Linked DNA regions of Homo sapiens: region 1 is linked to region 2. A link is an interaction called in ENCODE POLR2A ChIA-PET data of the cell type or tissue named here. Cell type or tissue: OCI-LY7. All regions are shown on one strand. Each heading gives the region's core, and the rest is flanking DNA. Links, peaks and the distances in the headings are about the cores only. Region 1 has its middle 25 kb from the start of RLN2. Region 2 has its middle 13 kb from the start of RLN1.

Region 1 (16,016 bases), core at 3,128-11,127, 50 kb before region 2:
GAATGGGAGCATTTACCCAAGGCCTGTACCTGCCTTATATCTTGAAAGCAATTAACTTGTTTTTTTATGTTTACAGGTTCATAGGCAGAAGGGACTTGCCTTGTCTCAGATGAGACTTTGGACTTGGACTTTCGAGTTAGCGCTGGAATGAGTTAAGACTTTGGGGAACTGTTAAGATGGGATAATTGTATTTTGCAATGTGAGAAGGACATGAGATTTGGGAGGGGCCGGGGCAGAATGATGTGGTTTGGCTCTGTGTCCCCCCCTAAATTTCATGTCAAATTGTAATCCCCACACATAAGAGGAGAGATGTCATGGGAGGTGATTGGATCATAGGGTGGATTTCCCTATGCTGTTCTTGTGATAGTGAGTGAGTTCTCATAAGATCTGATGGTTTAAAAGTGTGGCACTTTCCTCCTTGCTCTCTCCTGCTGCCATGTAAGACATGCTTTGCTTTCCTTTCACCCTCTGCCATAATTGTAAGTTTTCTGGGGCCTCCCCAGCCATGTAGAACTGTGAATCAATTAAACCTCTTTTCTTTGTAAATTACCCAGTCTCAGGTATTTCTTTATAGCAGTGTGAAAATAAACTAATACATTGATGTAACATGAAGACAGTACTGTAATGCACCCTACCTCCTTCAGGTCTCTAGGCAGCACTTCCTCCCCAAAGCTTCACCCTCCTTGGTGAGAAGAGCACCGAGAGCCTCTCAGTCAGGCAGCTTGCTGTTTCCACAACTTTCCTTCCCTTGGTGAGATTCTCAGTGAGACCCTTTCAATAGAAACACATTACAAAATAAAAATCCGATCTTTACCACCACAGTAGAGTGGGGACTGAGTGTGAGCAGCCAATGGGATCTCCAACAGAGTGTTTGGACTGTGGTTATGACTGGTGGATGGGGCGTCTGCCCTCCAAAGATCCTGACAAGGTTGAGAAAATACAGGGGCCTCTAGAGTTGATCTTAAGTCTTAGTGAAGTATTGACTTGGGGTCTTTTTACTTTTTACAGTGGTGGGAAATCAGATTCTATCAGTTTCTAGTAATTTCATACTTTCCTCTGACTCCTCTGGGCAATTGGTTGATTGATAACAGTTGTGATTATTTAAATTGGAAATTGTATTTACCCTTAGAGATTGGAAAACACACACCCCTAGCAAACACACACACACCATAAAATTACAGGGGAGGATGATCATAATTCTGAAAGACAATCCCAAACACCATCATCCCAGTTGTTGAAATCCTGAGAGATCAAAATCTATAAAGCCAAAAATCTCAAAAATTCTAATCCTGTAAGATCAAAATCCCAAAAATATAATTCTAGGAAAAATAATATACAATTATTTAAAAGACACTTATTTACATTTTAAAGAGGGATATATCTGAAAATATAAAAATACAAGAGAACATTTTATAGGCCACACTGCACAATAAAATAGACAATAATAGCATACATACTTTTGCAAGCATGAACACTCAGATATACCTATGGTAGTTGCATGAGTATGGGCAGATGAACTGTATTCATTTTTTTTAAAGGCCATAAAGTGAATTGTACAATGTATTTCACTATGATTGGTGATTGTATGCACCCAGCTTTATAACTGCAATCCTCTGAAATGACATGATGTACACCTAAGTGTTTGGAGGAGAACAAGCAAAAACCATGAAGGGCCATCACATATTCAATCACTCAAAGAGCTGAAATCTTGAGAAATTTCATCTTTCACAAATGCAGATTTACAAAAAGGACATCTTTTCATTTATTGAGGAAGTTTCAGTGTTTTCACATACATGCAGAATGTTAACACACAAAGTCAGTGGTGTGATAATGGACTTTAGTGGAACCAAATTTCTGATACCCAAAGAGCAGAAGAAATGTCTATCCCAGCTCTCAGAGACCAATTTGCCTTCTGTGTTTGTTGTCTCCTAGCCCTGGGCTGATAGATTGTTGCCCACCAACACTGAGGCCAGATCTTCTGTACATAGTCCATTGAGATTCACACACTAATCTCTTCTGGAAAAACCCTCACAGACACACCCAAAATAATACTTTGCCAGATTTCTGGATATTCCTTAATCTGGTCAAGTTGACACCTAAAATTAAGTCCACAAGACTTAATTGTCAACTTGGCAGCCACACACATCTCCTTAAACCATTCTTAAATTCCAAATAAAAAGAATAACAAGGTAATAGTTTCATTTAATATAATGCAACTGTCCTGTGAGAGTGATTGTGGGCATTTCAGATGTTAGGGATTTTAGACATTAAGGATTTCAACTTTAGAGATTTGTATTTTTAGGGATTCAGAATTATGGCATCCAGGATTATGTCTTTTAGGATTATGATCCAAACCAAAAAAACAGTAGAATTCCACAATCCAGAGAGAACACGTTGGCAACACATATTCTTGCAAAATAGTTAATACACATGATCACTTCCTGTATTCTCTGTGTGTTTTGTATGAGAAAGAGTAAATTTTTATCATTTTTAAATGTTAAACAAATCAACATAATTTTCTAGGCAATGGATGCTGTAGAAGACTATCAAATTATACATTGATCTTTTAAATGCAAAGAGGTTCAATGTTTTTACACCTGATGTGTTTGAGTTCAAAATCTACTTAGTTTAGCTCTGTTCCCACAGAAGAGTCTAATAATTTGATATAAGTTAGGATATTTCTGAAGCAAACTAGTAAATATATTAGTTCCCACTAAAAAGTATGATCTAATTTTCTGCAAATTGGAGGAAGGTTTTGTCATCATTCCTCAAATGGTGAGCATCAGGTAACTGGTCAAATAATAACTGTTTAAAGCTAAGGGATAGTTGGAGTCATGGCTTTTAGATGTGTTTTCCCTATGGCAAGCAGTTTGGAAGAGGCTTCTCGGAACTGAGGTTTGGGAGGCACTTTTACAGTGTGAGTATCTAAGGAGAACAAGTCATTGCTTACTTAAAAATAAATTTCCCACTCTCCATTTAATGTTGAATTTTCTTTTTAAAAAATTATTTTGGGAGACTCAGCATCCAGGCTGGCATGTAAGAAGTCACTATTTCATTCTGACAATAAGGAAAAAGCTTGACAAACTGAAAAATTAACAACTCTTAGACTCATGACAGAAGTGGAAATTTAAGGCACATTTTGCCTCCAAAATTGGAGAGAGTGACAGGCAAATACAGAGAATCACAAGTTACTAGAGAAGAAACCCATGGGAAGAAACCTCTATGGGAACCAGCACTGGGGTAGGAAACCTCAACCGTAATGAATGAATTGCTGTGGGGGGGCCCTGTGGATAATTCTAAGAATTAACGCTTCCATGGGGTCTGAGTTATAGGAGGCCTGGACAATTTTTTAACTTTAGGAGTTCTGCCAGGTTCCACAGTGAATATTTTGAAGAATATTCTAATGCTTCTGACAGAGGAGAGGAAACATAACCTTTTTGAAATATGCCAGAGTATTCTGGTCTTCTTAATAAGACCTGACCTCAAGAGAAACTACTTTACCACAAGCTAAACTATTGGGTTGCTATTTTTTTCTAGAGCCTAACCAATGAAGAGGAAAAGATATATCCAATTCAAATGCACTCTAGCAATCCTGTCACACCTAAACAGAAAAGGTGGTCACCTGAGGAGAAGTTGTGAAGTTCTCAGTCTAGAGGGACAAACTTACTAACCACTAAGAGCTAATAATAAGACTATGAATGCTTCCCCTTCCCCTACACCTACGCCATTACGATTCTTACTATTTGTCACAATTCCTTTTATCCATTACATTTTGTTTGATTATCACAAAGACTAAAGTAACATCAGCCCACACAGATGATAAAGGGTCAGCAAAAGAACCTTGGCAACTCAAAAAGCCACAGTGTCTTCTTACCTCCAAATGACCACACTAGCTACCCAGCAGTTGTTCTTAACCAGGATAAAATGATTGAAATTATAGACATAGAATTAAAAGTCTGGATAGCAGTGAAGATAATCAAGATTCAGGACAAAGTGAAACCCGAATCCAAGAAATACCAAGAATCCAATAAAATGAAACAAAAGCTGAAAAATAAAATAGCCATTTTAAGAAACAACCAAACTAATCTAATAGAGCTGAAAAACTCACTATAAGAAGAACTTCATAATATAATTGGAAGTATTAACAGAAGAATTGACCAAGCTGAGGAAATAAATCTCAGAGCTCAAAGACTGGTTCTTCAAATAGACTTAGTCAGAAAAAGAAAATTAAAAATTAAAAAGAATAAACAGAAGCTCTGAGAAATATGAGATTACATAGAAAGACCAAATCTACAACTCTTTGGTTTCTCTGAAAGAGAGGGAAAGAGAGCAACCAAGATGGAAAACACATCTGAGGATATTGTCCATGAAAATTTCCCCAACCTCACTAGAGAGAAAGACATTCAAATTCAAGAAATTCAGAGAATGCCTATAAAATACTATACAAAACAACTATCCCTAAGAAAGAGTCATCACATTCTCCAAAGTCAATGCAAAAAAAAATATATTAAAGGCAGCTAAAGAGGAGGGACTGGTCACCTACAAATGGAACCTCATCAGGCTAAATATGCATTTTAACGGCACCCCACTGAGAGTAGCCCTGATCCAGATACTTTAAAGATTTTTTTCAGCTTGCTATAGTTTGGATGTTTGTCCTTCTAAACCTCATGTTGAAATGTGATCCCATATGTTGGAGGTAGGGCCTAATGAGAGGTGTTTGGGTCATGGGGACAGATCCCTCATAAGTAGATAAATGCCCTCCCTGAGGAGGGGTAGTGAGTGAGTTCTTGCTCTGTTAGGTCCCATGAGAGCTGGTTATTAGAAAGAGCCTGACACTTCCCCTCTCTCTCTTGCTTCTTCTTGTCATTTGATCTCTGCACAGACCAGCTCTCTTTTACCTTCTGCCATGAGTGGAAGCAGCCTGAGGCCCTCACCAGAAGCCAAGCAGATGCCAGCACCATGCTTCTTGTATAGCCTGCAGAACCATGAGCCAAATAAACCTCTTTTCCTTATAAATTACAAGCAATGGAGAAAGGACTCCCTATTCAATAAATGGTGCTGAGGTAACTAGCTAGCCATATGCAGAAGGTTGAAACTGGACCCCTTCCTTTCACCATATACAAAAATCAACTCAAGATGGATTAAGTACTTAATGTACTTAAATGGAAAACCAAAAACTATAAAAACCGTAAAAGAAAAGCTAGGAAATGTTACTCTAGACATGAACCCTGGCAAAGATTTCTTGATGAAGACTCTTAAAGCAATTGCAACAAAAACAAAAATTGATAAATGGGACCTAATTAAACTAAAGAGCTTCTGCACAGCAAAAGAAACTATCCACAGAGTAAACAGACTACCTATAGAATGGGAGAAAATACTTGCAAACTGTGCATCCAACAAAGGTCTAATATCCAGAATCTATAAGAAACTTAAACAAATTAACAAATGAAAGACAAAAAACCCATTCAAAAATAGACAAAGGACATGAACAGACACTTTTCAAAAGAAGACCTACATGTGGCCCACAAACAAATGAAAAAAATGCTCAACTTCACTAATCGTTAGAGAAATGCAAATCAAAACCACAATGAGTTACCATCTCATACCAATCAGAATTGCAATTACTAAAAAGTCAAAAAATAACAGATGCTGACAAGGTTGCAGAGAAAAGGGAACTCTTATACACTGCTGTTGGGAATGCAAGTTAGTTCAGTCACTGTGAAAAGCAGTTTGGAGATTTTTCAAAGAACTTGAAACAGAACAGCCATTTGACCCAGCAATCTCATTACTGGGTATGTACCCAGAGGAGTATAAATGGTTCTACCATAAAGACACATGCACACTTATGTTCATTGCAGCACTCTCACAATAGCAAAGACATGGAATCAACCTAAATGCCCATCAATGGTGAGTTGGATAAAGAAAATGTGGTATGTATACACCATGAAGTACTATGTAACCATTAAAAAAAATGAGATCATGTACTTTTAGCAATACAGATGGACCTGAAGGCCATTATCCTAAGTGAATTAACACAGGAACAGAAAACCAAGCACTGCATGTTCTTACTTATAAGTGTGTGCGAATTATTGAATACACATGGATGGACACAAAGAAGGAAAGAAGAGACACCATGGTCTAATTTAGGATGAATAGTGGGTAAAGGATGAGGATTGAAAAACTACATATCAGGTACTATGCTTATTACCTAGGTAACAAAATAATCTACAGCAAACCCCCATGACATACATTTTACCCATGTAACAAACCTGCACATGCATCCCCTGAACCTAAAACTTGGAAAGAAAATAAATAAATATGACACATATATAGAAAAGTAAATGGATTGAGATAGAGATACCATGCTAATACGAATCAAAAGAAAACAGCAATAGCTATAATAATTTCAGACAGAGTAGACTTCAGAGCAAGAAATGTAACCAGTGGCCACTCAGGGATACTACATCATGATTAAGAGTTCAATTCTCCAAGAAGTCTTAACAATTCTGAACACATATGTGGCTAACAACAGAGCATCATATATGACAGGCAATGCTGATAGAACTGGAAAGAGAAATAGATTAACCCACTGTTGGAGACTTCAACATCCCTATATCAGAAATACACATATCCAATAGGCAGAAAATCATTAATAACTCAAAAACATGATAAATCACCTGGATATAATAGACTTTTAAGACTATTTCATCTAAGCAGAGTACACATTCTTCTCAAGCTCACACAGAACATTCATCACGACAGAGCACATTCTGGGTCATAGAGTATATCTTCAATTTAGAAGAAGGGAAATCAGAGAATGTGTGCTCTCAGAACACATTGGAATTAAGATACCTGGAAAATCCTACAATACTTGGAGATTAAACAATATACTTCTAAGTAATACATGGGTCAAAGAAGAACTTTCGAGAGAAACAAAAAAAATTTTTGTTTATATTTAATGAATACATTAAAATGAAACTAAATGAAAGCTAAATGAAAATGAAAATACCATTTATAAAAATTAGTGGGAGGCAGCAAACATATTCTTAGAGGGAAATTTATGGTATTGAATCCATGCATTAGGAAAAAAGTGTTAAATTGAATTCAGTTTGGCCTAAACCTGCCTCCATACATAGTTTAAGTTTCACCTAAACGTCTCTCTGTACATAGTAAAGTGTAACCTAACTTGATGTGTAAACAGACTGTGATCTACTCTTGTAACAAGTAGCCAAGTCTCAGCAAATCATAGCAGCTGAGTTTTGGTCATTCACAGGCAGCCAACTTGTACAATTGTGTTCAGATAAGGCAAACACCTACTTGCAACCAATCCACCTGTTTCTGTACTTCACTTCTGTTTTCTGTACATCACTTCCTTTTTTTATGTCTATGAATGTTACTGACCATGTGGCAGCCCTGGAGTCACTCTGAATGTATTCTGGTTCTGGGTTCTGCCTTGTTTGATAATTGTTCTTTTCCCAAATAAATTCTGTTAAACTTAATTTGTATAAAGTTTTTTCTTTTAACAGAAGAAAGATCTAAAACCAATCATCGAAGCATTCACTTTAGGAAACCAAAAAAGAAAAGAAAAGAGCAAATTAAATCCAAGGTAAGCAGAGGATAAGAAATAATAAAAATTAGACCAATTATTAATAATATTAAAAACAGTAATGAATAAAGAAAATCTACTAAATCAGAAACTGGTTCTTTGGTAAGATCAGTAAACTTGATAAGCCTCTAACCAGGCTAACGAAGAAAAAAAAAAGAAGACACAAATTGCCATTTAGTAATATCAGAAATAAGAGAGGGCCGTGCACAGTGGCTCATGCCTGTAATCTCAGGACTTTGAGAGGCTGAGGCGGGTGGATCACTTGAGGTCAGGACTTTGAGATCAGCCTGGCCATCATGGCCAAACCCTGTCTGTACTAAAAATACAAAAATTAACTGGGCATGGGGGTGCGTGCTTGCAATCCCAGCTACTCGGGAGGCTGAGGCACAAGAGTTGCTTGAACCTGGGGGGAGGAGGTTGCAGTGAGCTGAGATCGTGCCACTGCACTCCAGCCTGGGAGACACAGCAAGAGTCCATCTGAAAAAAAAAAAATCAATTCAATACTTAATAATCTTCCAAAGCAGAAAGTACCAGTGCTAGAAGGGTATAATGATAATGTATGCCAAACTATTTGGAAGAAATTATATCAATTTTCTATAATCTCTTGCAAAAACTAGAGGTAAAGTGAATGCTTTTTAACTCATTCTATGATGCCAGCATTATCCTATACCAAAACCAGACAAAGACGCTACAAGAAAAGAACACTGAAAACCAATATATCTCATAAACATATTTATGAGATAAATATGAGATAATTATCAACAAAATATTAGCGCATCGAATCCAATAATGTTTAAAAAGAATTATACAGCCAGGTGCGGTGGCTCACGCCTGTAATCCTAGCACTGTGGGAGGCTGAGGTGGGTAAATCACAAGGTCAAGAGATCGAGACCATCCTGGCCAACATGATGAAACCACGTCTCTACTAAAAATATAAAAATTAGCTGGGCATGGTTGTGCGCACCTGTAGTCCCAGCTACTTGGGAGGCTGAGGTAGGAAAATCACTTGAACGTGGGAGGCAGAGGTTGCAGTGAGCCGAGATCATACCACTGCACTCCAGCCTGGTGACAGAGACTCCATCTCAAAAAAAAGAATTACACACCATGTCCAAGGTACACAGGTCCGATTCACCAAAAGAAAATCAACTCATGCCAACATGACTGAACTAGAAAGAAGTCAAATCCCTGAATAGACCAATAACAAGTTCTGAAATTGAGGGAGTAATTAATAGCCTACCAACCAAAAAAAGCCCAGGACCAGATGGATTCACAGCCGAATTCTACCAGAGGTACAAGGAGGAGCTGGTACCATTTCTTCTGAAACTATTCCAAACAATATAAAAAGAGGGATTCCTCAATAACTCATTTTATAAGGCCAGCATCATCCTGATACAAAATCCTGGTAGAGACACAACAAAAAAAGACAATTTCAGGCCAATATCCCTGATGAACATCGATGTGGAAATACTCAATACAAATACTGGCAGCACATCAAAAAGCTTATCCCCAATTATCAAGTCGGCTTCATCCCTGAGATGTAAGGCTGGTTCAACATACACAAATCAATAAACGTAATCCAGCACATAAACAGAACCAATGACAAAAACCACATGATTATCTCAGTAGATGCAGAAAAGGCCTTCGACAAAATCCAACACCCCTTTATGCTAACAACACTCAATAAACTAGGTATAGATGGAACATGTAACTATTTATGACAAACCCACAGCCAATATCATACCGAATGGGCAAAAGCTGGAAGCATTCCCTTTGAAAACTGGCACAAGACAAGGATGCCCTCTCTCACCACTCTTATTCAAAATAGTATTGGAAGTTCTGGCCAGGGCAATCAGGCAAGAGAAAGAAAGAAATAGTATTCAAATAGAAAGAGAGGAAGACAAATGGTCTCTGTTGGCAGATGACATGTTTGTATATTTAGAAAACCCCATCATCTCAGCCCAAAATCTCCTTAAGCTGACAAGCAACTTCAGCAAAGTCTCAGGATACAAAATCAATGTGCAAAAATCACAAGCATTCCTATAAACCAATTATAGACAAACAGAGAGCCAAGTCATGAGTGAACTCCCATTCACAATTGCTACAAAGACAATAAAATACCTAGGAATAAAACTTACAAGGGATGTGAAGGACCTCTTCAAGGAGAACTACAAACTACTGATCAAGGAAATAAGAGAGGACACAAACAAATGGAAAAACATTCCATGCTCATGGATATGAAGAATCCATATCATGAAAATGGCCATACTGCCCAAAGAAATTTATACATTCAATGCTATTCCTATCAAGCTACCATTGACTTTCTTCACAGAATTAGAAAAAACTACTTTAAATTTCATATGGAATCAAAAAAAGAGCCCGCATATCCAAGGCAATCCTAAGCAAAAAGAACAAAACTGGAGGCATCACGCTACCTGTCTTCAAGCTATACTACAAGGCTACAGTAACCAAAACAGCATGGTACTGGTACCAAAACAGATATATAGACCAATGGAACAGATTAGAGGCCTCAGAAATAAACCACACATCTAGAACCATCTGATTTTCAACAAACCTGACAAAAACAAGCAATGGGGAAAGAATTCCCTATTTAATAAACAGTGTTGGGAAAACTGGCTAGGCATATGCAGAAAACTGAAACTGGACCCCTTCCTTACATCTTACACAAAAACTAACTCAAGATGGATTAAAGGCTTAAACGTAAGACCTAAAGCCATAAAAACCCTAGAAGGAAACCTAGGCAATACCATTCAGGACATAGGCATGGGCAAGGACTTCATGACTAAAACACCAAAAGCAATGGCAACGAAAGCCAAAATTGACAAATCGGATCTCATTAAACTAAAGAGCTTCTGCACAGCAAATGAAACTATCATCAGAGTGAACAGGCAACCTACAGAATGGGAGAAAATTTTTGCAATCTACCCATCTGACAAAGGGCTAATATCCAGAATCTACAAAGTACTTAAATTTACCAGAAAAAAAAACAACCCCATCAAAAAGTGGGCAAAGGATATGTACAGGCAATTCTTAAAAGAAGACATTTCTGTGGCCGATAAACATATGAAAAAAAGCTCATCGTCACTGGTCATTAGAGAAATGCAAATCAAAACCACAATGAGATACCATCTCATGCCAGTTAGAATGGCAATCATTAAAAAGTCAGGAAACAACAGGTGCTAGAGAGGATGTAGAGAAATAGGAATGCTTTTACACTGTTGGTGGGAGTGTAAATTAGTTCAACCATTGTGGAAGCAGAGTGGAGATTCCTCAAGGATCTAGAACTAGAAATACCATTTGACCCAGCAATCCCATTACTGGGCATATACCCAAAGGATTATAAATCATTCTACTATAAAGACACATGCACACATATGTTTATTGTAGCAGTATTTACAATAGCAAGGACTTGGAACCAACCCAGATGTCCATCAATGATCGACTGGATAAAGAAAACGTGGCACATATACACCATGGAATACTATGCAGCCATAAAAAACGATGAGTTCGTGTCCTTCGCAGGGACATGGATGAAGCTGGGAACCATCATCCTCAGCAAACTCATACAGGAAAAGAAAACCAAACACCACATGTTCTCACTCATAAATGGGGGTTGAACAATGAGAATACGTGGACACAGGGAGGGGAACATCACATACTGGAGCCTGTTGGGGGTTGGGGGCAAGGGGAGGGATAGCATTAGGAGAAATATCTAATGCATGCAGGGCTTGAAACCTAGATGACGGGTTGATGGGTGCAGCAAACCACCATGGCACATGTATACCTATGTAACAAATCTGCATGTTCTGCACATGTAACCCAGAACTTAAAGTATACTAAAAGAATAAATAAATCAATAAATACATAAAAATAAATGGTGAAAAAAAAAGAAAATCAACTTATGCAATACATCATACTAACAGGCTAAAGAGAAAACATCGCATGATTATATCAACAAATTCTGAGGAAACATTTGATAAATCCAACACTCGTGCATAATAAAAGCTTTCAGCCAACTAGGAATAGAGGAGAACATCCTCACTTGATAAAGAATATCTACAGAAAACCCATAGTTCATATTGTACTAAATGGTTGGATACTAGAAAATTTCCTGCTAAGGTGAAGAAGAAGAAAAAACGTTTCCTTTTGTCCTTCATTACACACTGTTCGTGGGAATGTAAATTAGTACAGCCATTATGGAAAACAGTATAGAGGTTCCTCAAAAATTTTAAAATATAACACTATATAATCTAGCAAGTCCACCACTGGGCATATATCCAAAAGAAATTCAATCAGACTATCAAAGAAGTATCTGCATTCCCGTGTTTTCTCTAGCAGTATTCATAATAACCAATATATGAGATCAACTTAAGTGTCCATCAACTAGAGATAATGCACTTTATATGTGCAATGGAATACTATCAGCCATAAAAAAGGAGAAATTCCCGTCATTGTGACAATATGGGTAAACCTCAATGACTGTATATTAAGAGAAATAAGTCAGACACAGAAAAATATTGCATGATCTCACTCATAAGTGGCATCTTGAAGAGTATTTCTACATCTCATAGAAGTAGAAAGCAGAATGGGCTCACTAAAAATAAGAGACCTAATTCTAGGACTATAAAACCCATATCTCCTCCCCCCACACACCTACCTTGCAATCACATCAATTGCACCCTAAATAATAACAGTGGCTTACAAGCAAAAGAACTGTAAGCCTCAGACCTTATTTAAGAAGTCTTTGGGAATATTCAAAGATAACAGGGGAGACAAAAGCAAAGACATCAGAGAATTTTAGCCTCTGAGACTTACAGCTACAACATAAGTTAAATATACCAAAGACCTATTTACATCAGGTCCTTTACCCATCATGTTTGGCTTTTAACAAACATTACAAAGTATACTAAAAGGCAAAAAATACAATTTGAAAATACAAAAAGCATCAGACCAGACCCAGATATGGCAGAAATTTTGGAAATATCAGACTGGGAATTTAAAATAACTGTGATTACTGTACTAAGGTCTCTAATGGAGTCGACTACATGCATGCACAGAAGCATAATGTAAGTAAAGTGATAGATGCTCTAAGAAAGATTTTTTAAATGACAGAAATTTAAAACACTAACAGAAATTTAAAAATGCTTTTGATACACTTATCATAGATTGAATGCAGTCAAGGAAAGTACCAGGGCCTTAAGGATATGTCATAGAAACCTCTCAAATGATAAGGCAAAAATAAAAAAGAAACTTTAAAGAATGGAATACAATATACAAGAACTGTAGAACGAGCACAAAAGGTATAACATATGAATTGTAGGAATGCCACAAAGAGAAGGAAAGGAGAAAAGAACTGAGAAACATTTAAGAAATAATGACTAATAATTTGCCCAAATAAATGTCAGACACCAAACCACAAATCCAGGAAGTGCAGAGAATGTCAAAGAGGATAAATACTAATCTACAGCTAGATACAACATATTCAAACTGTAGAAAATCAAAGACAGAAAATTTTGAAAGAAACCAAAAGAAGAAGAAAAAAAAACATGTACAACACACCCACAGCTAATATAATATTGACTGTGGAAAAACTGAAGGCCTTTGCTCTAAGATCTGGAACATGACAAGGATGCCCACTTTCACCCCTGTTATTTAACACAGTACTGGAAGTCCCAGCTAGGGCAATCAGACAAGAGGAAAAACTAAAGGCCTGGGAAAGTGTGAAGAGGCTCCGCTGCTGTGGGGTGGGGTGTCACCAGTTGGTGCAGACCCCAAGTGGTCTGATCCTTGGACTCCCAGTGGGTCCAAATAAGTGCACGGTGGCTCTCCTGCTCGAGAGGGTCAGCTCTCAGGCTCTGGGGAGCATGTGCATCAGCTCCTTCTGTATTGGGGTTAGCCTGCCCCTTGTGCTGGTTAACTTGTTACCTGGGATGCCGGGTGATGATGTGTGGGCTCGGGTGCATGGGTTCATGGCTGCACTGCTGGGCCCAGCTGGAGTCATGGTACTGCAGCCTTTTGCGTGGATGTGATGGGATAATGGCAAAGCACTAGGGATGTACAGATGTATGGGGTCATTGGCCCCTGGGCAGAATGTGCTCTGACAGTGGTTTCATTCTCAAAATGGCACATGCTGCAGCAGTCTGAGTCCTGGAAATTCTGGGAGCATCAGTGTGATTTCCTCCCTGGAGTAATGCAGTCACGTGGATTCCAGGCAGCTCTCTACCCTGAACTCAAGGCCTGTGAGGATTATAGGGCTCTCCTGCAGTTAGGATTACAGGTGTCTGTGGTAGGAATATGAACTTCCCGGGATCTTCCACTTATCTTTTCCCTGCAATAAAGAGTCCTTCTTGGCTCTGAGTAGATCCCAACCAGATGCTTTGCCTACCTCCCTATGCTGCCATCCCAAGTTTCCATGCCTTAAAGAGTCTTGCTGAATTCTGTTATTCTCCCCTAGAACCTCTATTTGATGTATGGTTATATACTTGTTATTTTTGCCCTTCTTTGTGAAGAAGGTGAATGCTGGGCACCTCTAGCCAGCCATCTTGATGACATCTCCTCTCTAATAGGGAGTTATTGATCAAAGGGTGCAAAGGTTCAGATGACAAGAGGAATAGATTTCAAGAGCTGTTGCACAGCAGGGGGTCTATAGTCAATAATAATGTATAATATATTTCAAAATAGCTAAGAGAGTACATTTCAAGTGTCTCATAAAAAATGATAGGTCAGCAAGGTGATGAATGTGTTAATTAGCTTGATTTAATAATTCCACATTGTATACATATATCAAAACATCACATTATACCCCATGAATGTATATAATTATGATCTGTCAATTGAAAATAATACAATAAAAGAAAAAGAAAAGAGCCCAATGATATACTACATCACGTCCATTAGGATGGCTCTAATGCAAAAAGGAAAATAACAAATGTCAGAGATGTAGAAAAATTGAAACATTCATGCACTATTGGTGGAAATGTAAAGTGGTGTAGCTTCTGTGGAAGACAGTAGGGTAGAGAAGACAGTAGGGTGGTTCCTCAAAAAGTTAAAAGTAGAAAGACCACATGATCCAGCAATTCCATTCCTAGGTATGTACTCCAAATAATTAAAAATAGGCAGTTGCACAGATAGTTATATACTAATGTTCACAGCAGCATTATTCACAAAAACTAAAAAGATAAAAATAAACTAAATGTCCATCAATGGACAAATGAATAAACAAAATGTAGTGTGTGTGTGTGTGTGTGTGTGTGTGTGTATGTGTGTGTATATATATCTATATAATACATGTATTTATATATATAATGAAACATTATTCCTCCATGAAAAGGAATGATCTTCTGACACATGCTGGAACATGGCTGAATCTGAAAAATGGTAAGTGAAATAAGCCAAACACAAAAAGACAAATATTCTATGATTCTATCTACATGAAGTAGCTAGAGTAGTCAATTTCACAAACACAGAAAGTAGAATAGTGGTTACCAGGGGCTTGAAGTGACAGAATGGGGATGTCATGTTTAATGAATACAGAGTTTCAGTTTGAGATGATGAAAAAGTTCTGGAGATAGATAGTGGTGATGGTGTACAACAATGTGAACATACTTAATGCCACTAAACTTACACTAAAATATAATTAAAATGGCACATTTTTGGTATGGGTATTTCATCATAATAAAAAAATGCAAAATTATAAAACTCTTAGAAGATGACATAGGAAAAAACTCTTAAGTGACATTGGGCTTGTCAATGACTCTTTAGATACAATACTAAACACAGTCTGAGAATACAAAAATTGATAAATTGGACTACATTAAAATTATAACTTTCTACTCTTCAAAAGATATGCTTCAAGAGAATAAAATGACAAGCCATAGACTGGGGCAAAATATTTGCAAAATATATCTGATAAAGGACAATTACTCAAAATACACAGAGAACTCTTAAAACTTAACAATAGGAAAAAAATCCCAATTTTTTTCCGACTTTTATTTTAAGTTCAGGGGTACATGTGCAGAATGTGCAGATTTGTTACATATGTAAACATGTGCCATGGTGATTTGCTACACAGATCATCCCATCACCTAGGTATTAAGTCCAGCATCCATTAGCTATTCTTTCCGATGCTCTCCCTCCTCCCGTCCCCCATTTTCTGACAGGCCCCAGTGTGTGTTGCTCCCTGCAACCCCCATGTGTCCATGTGTTCTCATCATTTAGCTTCTGCTTATAAGTGAGAACATGTGGTATTTGGTTTTCTGTTCCTTTATTAGTTTGCTGAGGATAATGGCTTCCAACTCCATCCCTGTCCCTGCAAAGGACATAATCTCATTCGTTTTTATGGCTGTATAGTATTCTATGGTGTATATGTACCACATTTTCTTTATCTAGTCTA
Region 2 (13,992 bases), core at 4,995-12,994:
TATAAACAAAATTCACCATCCTCCAGTGGTAGTTAAATTCATGCACAAATACATTAAGCTGACAAACTTTTACTAGGGTTTGGGTAAAGTTACCGATATATGCTATAAATATATGAAACTATAAAATGAATCTCCTCTATGGGATCATTAGTCAAAGGCATGATGTTAGTTTATTTACAATAATTGGCAAGCAAGCAACTCAGTGAATTACTGGTATTTCAATTCTAGACTTCAATTCAGAAGCCACTGAAATCCTGGACAGTAGTTCTGACCATCTCTCTGTGTAAATAACTTTGCAGAATTATGGAGCAGGACTCATTAAGAAATAAGAATAACATTCTTTATGAAGTCAGAAAATATGGATTCATGTAGTAGAAAATAATAGAAGAGCAGGTGAAAGAAGCACCTTTAAAGATGTTCTTAAACTTAATTTTTTTATTTGATCAGATACCATTAAGAAATGCACTAAGGTTCATCCTCTAAGCTAACACTTTTTTTTTTTTTTTTAAGACGGAGTATCACTCTGTCACCCAGACCAGAGTGAGGTGGCACAATCTCGGTTCACTGCAACCTCTGCCTCCCGGATTCAAGCCATTCTCCTGCCTCAGCCTCCCAAGTAGTAAGGATTACAGGCACCTGCCACCACATCTGGCTAATTTTTGTAGTTTTAGTAGAGATGGGGTTTCACCGTGTGGGCCAGGCTGGTCTCAAACTCCTGATCTCAGGTGATCCGCCCTCCTCGGCCTCCCAATGTGCTGGGATTACAGGTGTGAGCCACCACACCCGGCAAACCTAACACTTTTAATTAAACTTTACAATTCTGAAAGAATCTCTCCAGTGAATTTTGGACACTAACAAGGACACAACAAAATTATTTATTTTTTAATTTTTTGACACAGGGTGCCACTCTGTCGCCTAGGCTGGAGTGCAGTGTCATGATCTCGGCTCACTGCAACCTCCACCTCTCAGGTTCAAGTGATTCTCCTGCCTCAGCCTCCTAAGTAGCTGGAACGACAGGTGTGTACCACCACACGCGGCTACGTTTTGTGTTTTTAGTAGAGATGGAGTTTCACCATGTGGGCCAGGCTGCTCTCAAACTTCTGACCTCAGGGGATCCGCCCACCTCAGCCTCCCAAAGTGCTGGGATTATAGGCATGAGCCACCATGCCCAGCCACACAAAAATAATTTAAATGAAACATTTTCACATATGAAAAGTTATTTTTAGTATTGCATTTAAAGACTCTTTATATTCAGAGGGCATTTAAAAATACTAAATAAAGACTTTTTGAAGAAGCACACAAACCTGGAAGAAAGATAGTTCTGTCTTCTAGCTACTCTGTGCTGGAAGACTGGGTAGAAATGATGAATTTTATCATTATCATCTGAATGTAACAGATGGAAGCCAGCTATGGATAAATCTACAACTGCAACAAAGACTGGAACAATTTATCTCATCAAAATTAGGCAGCACTTCATTTTCAGTGAGTTGAAGAATCACAACATGATTCTCATCTTAAAATTATACAGTTCAATGTGATTCATACTTCACAGTAACAATAAAGGCAAACATAAGACTATTCTTCTACTAAAGCAGAATTTTTGAAAATCACAGTTTTAACCAAAAGTTTAAATTCCAATCTTACTTTCTCATATGAGTAAATTTTGATGCTGGAAGCAAATATTTTAGTGGTAAGTATGAATGTGAAGGCCACAAAACAAAATTGTAGGCTTCCTCCTAGTGGCAACAGATTGAACCAACCCATTAGAAAATGAGCTCATGGACTTTCTTCCAGGTAAGATCAAAGAAGTGAGTGTGCTTATTACCTCATCTTGCACATGGCTTTCCCCTCATTTTATTCACGTTTTTATTCAAATACTTCTTTCCCAAAGACAGCTCTTCCCTGACTCTCCATCCAGCCTTAATGTTCATCATAGCACTTAGCTTGATTTACACTTTGTATTTCTTTAGATACTGTCTGTCATTTTTACTAAATGTAGGCTGTATATGAGCAGTGACTGAGCACAATTCTGTGTCCCAATCACCTTAGATAAGTGTTAATCAAATATTTGTTGAAAAAAGGAAGGAAATAAGGCAGGAAGGAAGGAGGGATGGAGGGAAGGGATGCAGGGTGGGGGGAAGCAATGGAGAAAAAGAGGAAGAAAAAGGAGGGAAGAGGGAGGGAGGGAAGAAGGAAGCAAGCAATGGTCTGTGGCTTGGAGGCATCTGCCTAAACACATGCACTGTGGCTAAGGAAAAAGGAGAAAGCAAGAACACTGCAAGCAGCTGTCCCAGGTGCTGCCCTCAGGTCACTGAACTTACAGAGCATAAAGATACAGGGAGCATTGGCTGCCCTTGGTGTCAGCTGTGCTCAGTACACTGGAGTTTGTGAGCTTGCTCCTCTTCTCTATCTCTAGCTTTGAGGCAGCCCTGAGAACGATGGTCACTTTCTTCTCCTCCTTATTTCCTTTTATTTCAAAACTAGAACAGGAAGGTATAGAATTTGAAGGAGGACATAGCTGAGATCTGTGCAAATAGGAACTCTGTAGCTTGGTGCCCAAATCCGAATGGATGGGTACAGCAAAGCCTGAACCACACTGAGGAGTAGAGCAGGTAGATTAGGATATCAGTGGATGGACAGCAAAACGGGAGCAGACAATGAATAAGATCCCTTCCAAGTGGGAGCTTCTCTTTGTGACTCTGGGAAAGCTGATAGGGCAGCAGCTGCACCCTTACCACTCAGCAACCCCCAAAGGAGAAACATCAGGGGTGAGTTACCCTCCAGCAGGGCTTTACTGCTCAGATTTAGGAAGGTGAGAAACCTGCTGCCCAGTCATAGGACTGCAGCATGCCAGGGACCCTCCAGAAGCAATATGCTTTTAATCACAGATGAAAAGTATTTAATAGTTACTGAACTACATAAAAACAACGACAAGCAATCCAAGGAGAGAAGTTAATTCTGTTAAGCCAACCAAGTGACACAAGGTTTTGCCTGTAGGAAGGAAAACAGAGAAGCAAGCTGTGATCTTCCTTTTTTTTGTAGCAAGTGCTTTGAATCTCCTTGGAGAAGGAAGTCCACAGAGAACAATTTGATTTCTAAGTGAGTAATAATTAGATGCTCTAAGTTTTCAATTTGATAAAGCTACAAACATCCTGGCATTTCTTCTCCACTGCATCCCAACCCACAATAGAATATGGGGGTATAAAGCCTTTGGGATCCTCTCACTGGAGATGTCCATATCTGAGATACCTCATTTTACATCATAAAGCTTTGAGGAAATTATATCATGTTTAAAGACTTTTTAAAAGAAGGCGCCACATGATGTTATAATATTGGGTAGCATTTTACCACCAAGTAGTGATGGGATCAGAACAAGTCATCCCAAAATATGCCACTTTGATGTATTATTTTGAGCTAAAAGAAACTGAGAACCAGTCAATGCAGAAAAAGCACTTCGCCTCCCCATCTGCTTAAAGTATAATTTCCCATTTGTAAAGGACATTTTTATTAGTAAATGTATCTATCTTTGCCAGAAAGAGAGTTACTCATAGATAACTTTTTCTCACTGGAGAGACTTTTATCTGCATAGCAAGGTAACCTTTATTCACCACACATTTCCTCCTCTCGCCTTCCCACAATTCATCTCTACCACTCCCCAGTACCCCCAAATCCTTATTCCTATTCCTTACTCTAGCTTAAGATAGTATCTGTCTCAGTCATCTGGCTGCTTCCTGGAGTCTCATATTTTGGTGGGACTCCTGTGCATATGTGAGTAATTAAATGTTTTTTTCTCCTTTTAATCTGTCTAATATCAATTTAATTCATAGACCAGCCAAAAAACCTCAAAGGGTACACAGAAGCAATTTTCCCTCTCCTACAGTAGTTTTTCTCCTAATAAAATATATAAAGAAAACAAATTCCTTGTCATCATCATTATTTCATCTTATATAACTTCTGTTATATAAGGTTACTTGTTCTTCCCTTTTATATGGCTCAATAGGCAGATTTTTTCCCTTTTCTTTAGAGTTGTGCATTTTTAGGGTGTCCAGTCCTTGCAACTGACTGTTCTTGAATATGAAAGCTCTAATTGCTGTACTTATTAAAGGTACACAGCAACAAACTATTACTTAGAAATGAATTGATTTTCAGAGGTTTTAAAATATCTAACCTAATAGAATTTCCCTTACTTGTAAGTGTACTAATGTCTTTAAATATGCAAATGTTTAAATACTAAAAATATATGCAAAATATGGAATTAAAATACACAGGCCAGGCACGGTGGCTCATGCCTGTAATCCCAGCAATTTGGGAGGCCGAGGTGGATGGATTCACTTGAGGTCAGGAGTTCAAGACCAACCTGGCCAACATGGCTAAACTGCGTGTCTACTAAAAATACCTAAGGTTAGCCAGGTGTGTTGATATGTGCCTGTAGTCCCAGCTACCCAGGAGGCTGAGGAAGGAGAATCACTTGAACCCAAAGGCAGAGGTTGCAGTGAGCCAAGATCACACCACTGCACTCCAGTCTGGGCAACAGAGTAAGACTCTGTCTCAAAATAAATAAATAAATAAATAAAAGATGTAATTCCAATCAGCTCTTAAGGTGGTGGTAGTCATTTTTATTGTTATATGTGCAAAAAAAATCACCAATATTTGTGGGTAGATTAGCAGTTACTAATGTTAAAGTGCAGGGTCTACAGCTGAAGTTCTCCTTGTGTTTTTTACTTGTTTATGTACATTAAAAAGAAAATATATAATCACAGATAGATTTTCCAAGAGAGGAAAATTACGCATAATCCCCACTCAATATAACTTCTAATACTCAGAGGTCTTCATATTCAAAATTCCCTCAAAACAAATGTGGCTTCAAATTGTGGGGTGCATAACTGAAAATAATCATTTTACATTATAATTTGACATTTAAGTCATGTAAAATGATTTAAAAATCAGACCAAGTGTAAAATAAATTCCAATTCCAATGACATAATCCTATTACCATAATGAAATAAATCCCTAACCTGATGGTCCCTGTATTTCTAATTTGTCTTTGGTAAATATACTTGAACTGAACCTAACCAGGAATTTAACATCATAAACCTACCAAACAGATTCAAAGATAACACAAAATTTGTGTTTACTGAACATCATCCAAATATTTCTTCTTCTAAGAAAAGCACTGAGTAAAATAATTTGAACCACCAGAACATATAAATATTATAAAAGTACGCAACCTTGCCTTTTCACCTTTATATCCTCATTGAATAGTACAGAGGCTGGCGTATTATTATTGTGTAATAAGCATGGAATAAGTAAACCAGTATTATTCTCTTTGGGGTTCTATCCTTAACATAAACAAAGGTGAAGACACAAATAAAAAACTCAACATATTCAATTGCACTGCTATTCAGCCATATGATGTAATTCCAACGTAATTTTTCCAGAAATATTCTGAGGCGTTGCTTTGCAAATTCATGCCTAAGTATAAGGATAAGTGTAGGAGAAGTGGGGTGTTGGGAAACTTTACCCTCAAAAACCCCAGAAACCAAGTTAGATAAGATCTTAAGACAGTTGGCTTAAAAATAATAATATAACATTTTTACTTTAAAATTTTATTTTTTAAGGAAAAATAACTGCTATTGCTGGCCTTAATTATTACTATTATTTTGTGGGGACAGGTGGCCGATAGGGGAATTTAAGGCTGTCATTTGCAAGTATACAAGCTTAGTGTTCCATTACCCAGTCTACACAAGACACAGGACTATAAGCTCAAGTCACAGAAACTACTGGAAGTCCATCAAAGACATAAAGAAATAAGAAAGGCAACAAGAATTTTAAAAATAGGAAAGGCTAGAAAAAAAAACTAGATTATGCTTTTCTAGAAAACTGCATTAATTTGTTCACATTAAAACTTTGTCTAACACTATTTTGTTTTGCATGGCACTCAGAATGAGGTAAATACACAATAGAACAAACAAGAGAGCTTAATAAAGCAATAGAGAGAACTCGTAATTAAGATTGTTAACCTCTAGCACAGTTCTATGGCCTGTATCACAAAGAAAGATTAGAAATGACTACAATATACCAAATAAGCTTCACAGATGAACAGGAAGACTTGGTCTCAAAAAAATATCTTTTAAGCAGAGCCTTTCATCTAAAAACAAGATATACTACTTATAAATAAAATAAGCCAGCATTATTCACTTCGGTTTGATGTAAATTTGTTAATTGTTATATGAGGAAAATGGGTATTCACAAGCCAATATCATCTTAATTTATGTTCTAGGTGAAGACAAGGGTTGTAGTTCTATAAATTCTTTAAGGTTGCAATATCTATATCTGAAAGGTGACATCAATTTTTTTTTAATTTTTCCTTCCCAAAGGCGATGTCAAGGGAACATCAATTCTATTGTGGAAGCAGCTTCTCTGTTGTAAAATCCATGTAACACACTGGAAAGTTCTTTTCTCTTTAGTCAACAGACACTTGTCTCATTTCAAGTGTGGATTTTTTTAAATTACCACAGTTATAATGAAGTCTGACCCAAAAATTTAATTTGTAATTATGGCATGTATTAAAGCAGTTTAGGAGCATCACATTCAATCTAAAATTGCTAGAAACCTTGTTACAGTTTAATAAACAATTATTTTAAAATGGACCTTTTTAGTGTTCCTTATAAATGCAGGTTTCTGTTAAATTTTTTAAAATTGTTTATAACAAAAACACAAACATACCATTATTTTGTTTGAGTAGTGTCAATGGTAACCTCAAGGGATGAAAAGGCACCCAGGGGCTGACAGTAGCAGGAAACCATTAACTCTTTTAGGCTAGAAGGGGAAGAAGGAAACAGTATTAAGCAGATCCAGTGACAGGTGGAGCCACTGAAGTGGTACTGCCTAAAAGGATCTGTGGCTTAGGAACCCACTGCCATAGGCAGACCACATACCTAAACTCACTGTCTCCCCACCCTAAAGACTCCTGCTGGTACCCAGACTGGCTGATCTCCATCAGAAGCCAGAGTGTGGGAGCCTGGGAAATGCAGTGTGGAGGGTCAGACTCAGAGCATAGGGCAGTGATGGACAAGGAAGAGCAGGGTATGGAGGAGCCAGGTGGGGACAAGGGGGGAGGGCATCAAACAGAGAATGCCCAGGTCTCCACCTGATTTATGTCAAATAGTGATCTGAATCAGCATGACAGACTATTTTTAGCGTTCTTGTTTAAATCAGCTTCAAAATTTTTATAAAGTGTAAAAGGAGGACAGGAAAATTAAGTCCTTAATGTTTTTTAAATTTAGGAAGAAATGATGGTTAGCACAAATCAGAATTAGTTGTAAAGTAAATACTAAGTATTGAAATAGAAGGCAAATGTCTTGACAAGAAAAAATTGATAACAGAAATGAGGAAGGGGCATTAAAAATATAAAATAAAAAACTGGTCACTTCCAAATGGCCCAATAGGAACAGCTCCAGTCTGCAACTCCCAGTGAGATTGATGCAGAAGACAGGTGATTTCTGCACTTCCAACTGAGGTGCCTGGTTCATTTCACTGGAACTGGTTGAACAGTGGGGGCAGCCCACAGAGGGTGAGCTGAAGCAGGGCGAGGTGTCACCTCACCCGGGAAATGCAAGGTTGGGGAGGATTTCCCTTTCCTAGCCAAGGGAAGCCATAACAGACTGTAGCTGGAGAAAGGGTACACTCATGACCAAATAGTGCCCTTTTCCAACAGTCTTAGCAACCGCAGACCAGGAGATACCCTCCTTTGCCTGGCTAGGCAGGTCCCATGCCCAAGGAGCCTTGCTCACTACTAGCGCAGCAGTCTGAGATCGACCGGCTACGCAGCAGCTTGATGGGGGGAGGGGCATCCACCATTGCTGAGGCTTGAGTAGCTCACAGTGTAAACAAAGAGGCTAGGAAGCACAAACTGGGTGGAGTCCACCGCAGCTCAACAAGGCCCACCAGCCTTTGTAGACTCCACCTCTAGCGGCAGGGCATAGTAGAACAAAAGGCAGCAGACAACTTCTGCAGACTTAAACGTCCCTGTCTGACAACTCTAAAGAGAGCAGTGGTTCTCTCAGCACGGCATTCGAGCTTTGGGAATGGACAGACTGCCTCCTCAAGCAGGTCCCTGACCCCTGTGTAGCCTGACTGGGAAACACCTCCCAGTAGGGGCTGACAGACACTTCAAACAGGCAGGTGCCCCTCTGGGATGAAGCTTCCAGAGGAAAGATCAGGCAGTAATATTTGCTGTTCTGTAGCCTCCACTGGTGATACCCAGGCAAATAGGTTCTAGAGTGGACTTCTGGCAAACTCCAACACACCTGCAGCTGAGGGGTCTGACTGTTAGAAGGAAAACTAATAAACGGAAATGAATAGCATCAACATCAACAAAAAGGACATCCACAACAAAACCCCATTTGTAGGTCACCAACATCAAAGACCAAAAGTAGATAAAACCGCAAAGATAGGGAGAAACCAGAGCAGAAAAGCTGAAAATTCCAAAAAACAGAGCACCACTTCTCCAAAGGATCACACCTTCTCAGCAGCAAGGGAACAAAACTGGACAGAGAATGAGTTCGACAAGTTGACAGAAGTAGGCTTCAGAAGGTTGGTAATAACAAACTTCTCCTAGCTAAAGGAGCATGTTCTAACCCATCCCAAGTAAGTTAAAAACCTTGAAAAAAAGTTAGACGAATGGCTAACTAGAATAAACAGTGTAGAGAAGATCTTAAATGACCTGATGGAGCTGAAAACCATGCCATGAGAACTTCGTGACGCATGCACAAGCTTCAATTGCTGATTCGATCAAGTGGAAGAAAGGATATCAGTGATTGAAGATCAAATTAATGAAATAAAGTGAGAAGACAAGATTAGAGAAAAAAGAGTGAAAAGAAATGAACAAAGCCTCCAAGAAATATGGGACTATGTGAAAAGAACAAATATACGTTAGTTTGGTGTACTGGAAGTGACGGGGAGAATGGAACCAAGTTAGAAAACACTCTTCAGGATATTATCCACGAGAACTTCCCTAATCTAGCAAGGCAGGCCAACATTCAAATTCAGGAAATACAGAGACCACCACAAAGATACTCCTCGAGAAGAGCAACCCCAAGACACATAATTGTCAGATTCACCAAGGTTGAAATGAAGGAAAAAATGTTAAGGGCAGCCAGAGAGAAAGGTCAGGTTACCAACAAAGGGAAGCCCATCAGACTAACAGCGGATCTCTCGGCAGAAACTCTACAAGCCAGAGGAGAGCGGGGGCCAATATTCAACATTCTTAAAGAAAGAATTTTCAACCATCAGCTAGAATTTTCAACAATCAGAATCTCATATCCAGCCAAACTAAGCTTCATAAGTGAAGGAGAAATAAAATCCTTTACAGACAAGAAAATGCTGAGAGATTTTGTCACCATCAGGGCTGCCTTACGAGATTTCCTGAAGGAAGCACTAAACATGGAAAGGAACAACCAGTACCAGCCACTGCAAAAACGTGCCAAATGGTAAAGACCATCAATGCTATGAAGAAACTGCATCGGCCGGGTGCGGTGGCTCACGCCTGTAATCCCAACACTTTGGGAGGCCGAGGCGGGTGGATCATGAGGTCAGGAGATCGAGACCATCCTGGCTAACAAGGTGAAACCCCGTCTCTACTAAAAATACAAAAAATTAGCCGGGCGCGGTGGCGGGCGCCTGTAGTCCCAGCTACTCGGGAGGCTGAGGCAGGAGAATGGCGTGAACCCGGGAAGCGGAGCTTGCAGTGAGCCGAGATTGCACCACTGCAGTCCGCAGTCCGGCCTGGGCGACAGAGCGAGACTCCATCTCAAAAAAAAAAAAAAAAAAAAGAAAAGAAACTGCATCAATTAACAGGCAAAATAACCAGCTAACATCATAATGATGGGATCAAATTTAAACATAACAATATTAACCTTAAATGTAAATGAGCTAAATACCCCAACTAAAAGAGACAGACTGGCAAACTGGATAAAGAGTCAAGACCCCTTGGTGTGCTGTATTCAGGAGACCCATCTCATGTGCAAAGACACACATAGGCTCAAAACAAAGGGATGGAGGAAGATCTACCAAGGAAACGGAGAGAAAAAAAAAAATGCAGGAGTTGCAATCCTAGTCTCTGATAAAACAGACTTTAAATCAACAAAGATCAAAAGAGACAAAGAAGGCCACTACATAATGGTAAAGGGATCAATTCACCAAGAAGAGCTCACTATCCTAAATATATATGGACCCAATACAGGAGCACCCAGATTCATAAAACAAGTCCTTAGAGACATATAAAGAGACTTAGACTCCCACACAATAATAATGGGAGACTTTAACACCCCACTGTCAATAATAGACAGATCAATGAGACAGAAGGTTAACAAGGATATCCAGGACTTGAACTCAGCTCTGCACCAAGCAGACCTAATAGACATCTACAAAATTCTACACCCCAAATCAACAGAATATACATTCTTCTCAGCACCTCATCGCATTTATTATAAAATTGACCACATAATTTGTAGTAAAACACTCCTCAGCAAATGCAAAAGAACAGATATCACAACAAACTGTCTCTCAGACCACAGTGCAATCAAATTAGAACTCAGGATTAAGAAACTCACTCAAAACTGCACAACTACATGGAAACTGAACAACCTGCTCCTGAATGACTACTGGGTAAGTAACGAAATGAAGGCATAAATAAAGAAGTTCTTTGAAACCAATGAGAACAAAGACACAATGTACCAGAATCTCTGGGACATTTTAAAGCAGTGTGTAGAAGAAAATTTATAGCACTAAATGCCCATAAAAGAAAGCAGGAGAGATCTAAAATTGACACTCTAACATCACAATTAAAAGAATTAGAGAGGCCGGGTGTGGTGGCTCACGCCTGTCATCCCAGCACTTTGGGAGGCAGAGGAGGGCAGATCACGAGGTCAGGAGATCGAGACCATCCTGCCTCACACAGTGAAACCCCATCTCTACTAAAAATACAAAAAATTAGCCAGGCATGGTGGCGGGGGCCTGTAGTCCCAGCTACTCTGGAGGCTGAGGCAGGAGAACGGCATGAACTGGGGAGGCAGAGCTTGCAGTGAGCCAAGATCACACCACTGCACTCCAGCCTGGGCGACAGAGCAAGACTCCATCTCAAAAAAAAAAAAAAAAAAGAAAAAAGAAGAAGAAGAATTAGAGAGGCAAGAGCAAACAAATTCAAAAGCTAGCTAGCAGAAGGCAAGAAATAACTAAGATCAGAGCAGAACTGAAGGAGATAGAGAGACAAAAAAAAAAAAAAAACCTTCAAAACATCAATGAATCCAGGAGCTGGTTTTTTGAAAAGATCAACAAAATAGATAGACCACTAGCAACACTAATTAAGAAGAAAAGAGAGAAGAATCAAAGAGATGCAATGAAAAATGATAAAGGGGGTATCACCACTGATCCCACAGAAATACAAACTACCATCAGAGAATACTATGAACACCTCTACGCAAATAAACTAGAAAATCTAGAAGAAATGGATAAATTCCTGGACATGTATACCCTCCCAAGACTAAACCAGGAAGAAGTTGAATCTCTGAATACACCAATAACAGGTTCTGAAATTGAGGCAATAATTAATAGCCTACCGACCAAAAAATGTCCAGGACCAGATGGATTCACAGCCAAATTCTACCAGAGGTATAAAAAGGAGCTGGTACCATTCCTTCTGAAACTATTTCCATCAACAGAAAAAGAGGGAATCCTCCCTAACTCATTTTATGGGGCTAGCATCATCCTGAAAGCCTGGTAGAGACACAATAAAAAAAGAGATTTTAGGCCAATACCCTGATGAACATCGATGAGAAAATCCTCAATAAATCACGCTACTATAAAGACACATGCACACATATGTTTATTGTGGCACTATTCACAATAGCAAAGACCAACCCAAATGTCCATCAATGATAGACTGGATTAAGAAAACGTGGCACATATACACCATGGAATACTATGCAGCCATAAAAAAGGATGAGTTCATGTCCTTTGCAGGGACATGGATGAAGTTGGAAACCATCATTCTAAGCAAACTCTCACAAGAACAGAAAACCAAACACTGCATGTTCTCACCCATAGGTGGGAATTGAACAATGAGAACACATGGACACAGGGTGGGGAACATCACACACAGGGGCATCTAGGGGGGTGGGGGGCTGTGGGAGGGATAGCATTAGGAGAAATACCTAATACAAATGATGAGTTGATGGGTGCGGCAAACCAACATGGCACATATATACCTGTGTAACAAACCTGCACGTTGTGCACATGTACCCTAGAACTTAAAGTATAATAAACAAACAAAGAAAAATAAATAAATAAACTGGTGCAACCTCTTTGGAGGGCACAATTTTGCAGTATCTATTAATATGAAAAATGTATTTATCCTTGACTAAGTAATTCCCATTCTAGAAATGTATATTATGAAAATACATGCACAGTATGCAAATGTATACAAGTATAAGGGTGTCCATTGTAGTATTATTTGTGTTAATGAAAAAAATGGGATGAAGGCAAATGTCTATTATAAGAGATAGGATAAAAAATTTAGTGTATACTCATATATTGAAATAATATTAAGTCAATTAAAAAAACAAAACTGATCTACGTGTGTGGAAATGAAATTATTTCCCAATTTAATTTGTTGAAATTTTAAAAAGTAAGACTCACAGTGGTGTGCAGGTGTACTCCCTTTTTTATAAGGAAAGATGCATATATGTACATATGTTTGTATGTGCAGAAGTAGACTGGCTTTCATTTTTATACGCTTTTGTACTCTGAAGCTTTCTATATGAAGTGCATGTATTACTTTTTCAATAAAAAATCTAATCAATAAAAGATTTTTAAAAATTGAATAAAGAAATTTATAGGACAAACCAAACCCTAGCAGAAAAAATAGTATTGTCCCCTGGATAACTGGTGCTGGAAGCCTGGCTAGAAATAAGGTTTATTTTGTTGAATTTACATCATTATTGGTCTCAATGTAACACATGGAAGGTGGCATTGGATAATTTTAAACAGACAGCAGATTGGAACAATTTATTTCACCAATACTTGATGCTTTGTTATGGAGCAAGTTGAGGGGTCACTGAATGTGCTTTTTTTTTTTTTTAATGTGATACAGTGTTTCACTCTTGATGCCTAAGCTGCAGTGCAATGGCGCAATCTCAGCTTACTGCAACTCCCGGGTTCAAGCGATTCTCCTGCCTCAGCCTCCCGAGTAGCTGGGATTACAGGCGCACACCACCACTCCTGGCTAATTTTCTGTATTTTTAGTAGAAACGGGGTTTCACCATGTTAGCCAGGATGGTCTCGAACTCCTGACCTCAGGTGATCCACCTGCCTCGGCCTCCCAAAGTACTGGGATTTCAGGCATGAGCCACCGCGCCCGGCCATGATTCTCATTCTTAATGTTGTACACTTTCAAGTGATTCATACATCACAGTAAGGATAAAGGCAATGATAATATTCTTCTACTAAAACACAAGAAAACAAGATCACAGTATTAACCAGAAGCTTAAAATTTAATCTCATTCTATGTTCTCTATTGAGTAAACTTCTATCCTGGAAGCAAATATTTTAGTGATGCGTATGAAGGGGAGGACTACAAAACAAAATGGTGGACTTCTTATTAATGGTCACAGATAAATCAACCCATGAGAAAATGCGCTCATGCACTTTTCTTCACATAAGATGACAGAAGGAAATACCATTTCTCTGGCCTCTGCCTGTTCATAGGTTCCGCCTCATCCTACAACACTGATAAAGAAGAAAAAGGAGAAGATTCAAATAAACACAATCCAAATGATAAGGGGGATACTACCACTGAACCCACAGAAATACAAACAACCATCAGAGAACACTACAAACACCTCTATGCAAATAAACTGGAAAATCTAGAAGAAATGGGTACATTCCTGGACACATACACCCTCTCAAGACTGAACCAGGAAGAAGCTGAATCCC

The links. Peaks named below come from ENCODE experiments on the same cell type or tissue, not always from the same donor. Only the 100,000 strongest peaks of a DNase experiment are listed, where the experiment ranks them.
Region 1: POLR2A ChIA-PET joins it to region 2 with 7 read pairs; 2 of 35 experiments call an interaction of 5 or more read pairs at or near these places.

The regions. Positions count from the first base shown.
Region 1 is chr9:5,271,334-5,287,349 of GRCh38, forward strand. No RefSeq gene overlaps it. Among named protein-coding and RNA genes, the nearest start is that of RLN2, 25 kb to the right of the region's middle. In OCI-LY7, for the core only: no CTCF peak of the experiment used is centred there; a DNase peak (open chromatin) is centred at 7,328.
Region 2 is chr9:5,319,497-5,333,488 of GRCh38, forward strand. It overlaps a transcript of RLN2 not described here. Among named protein-coding and RNA genes, the nearest start is that of RLN1, 13 kb to the right of the region's middle. RefSeq lists an enhancer at 7,755-8,255. In OCI-LY7, for the core only: no CTCF peak of the experiment used is centred there; no DNase peak of the experiment used is centred there.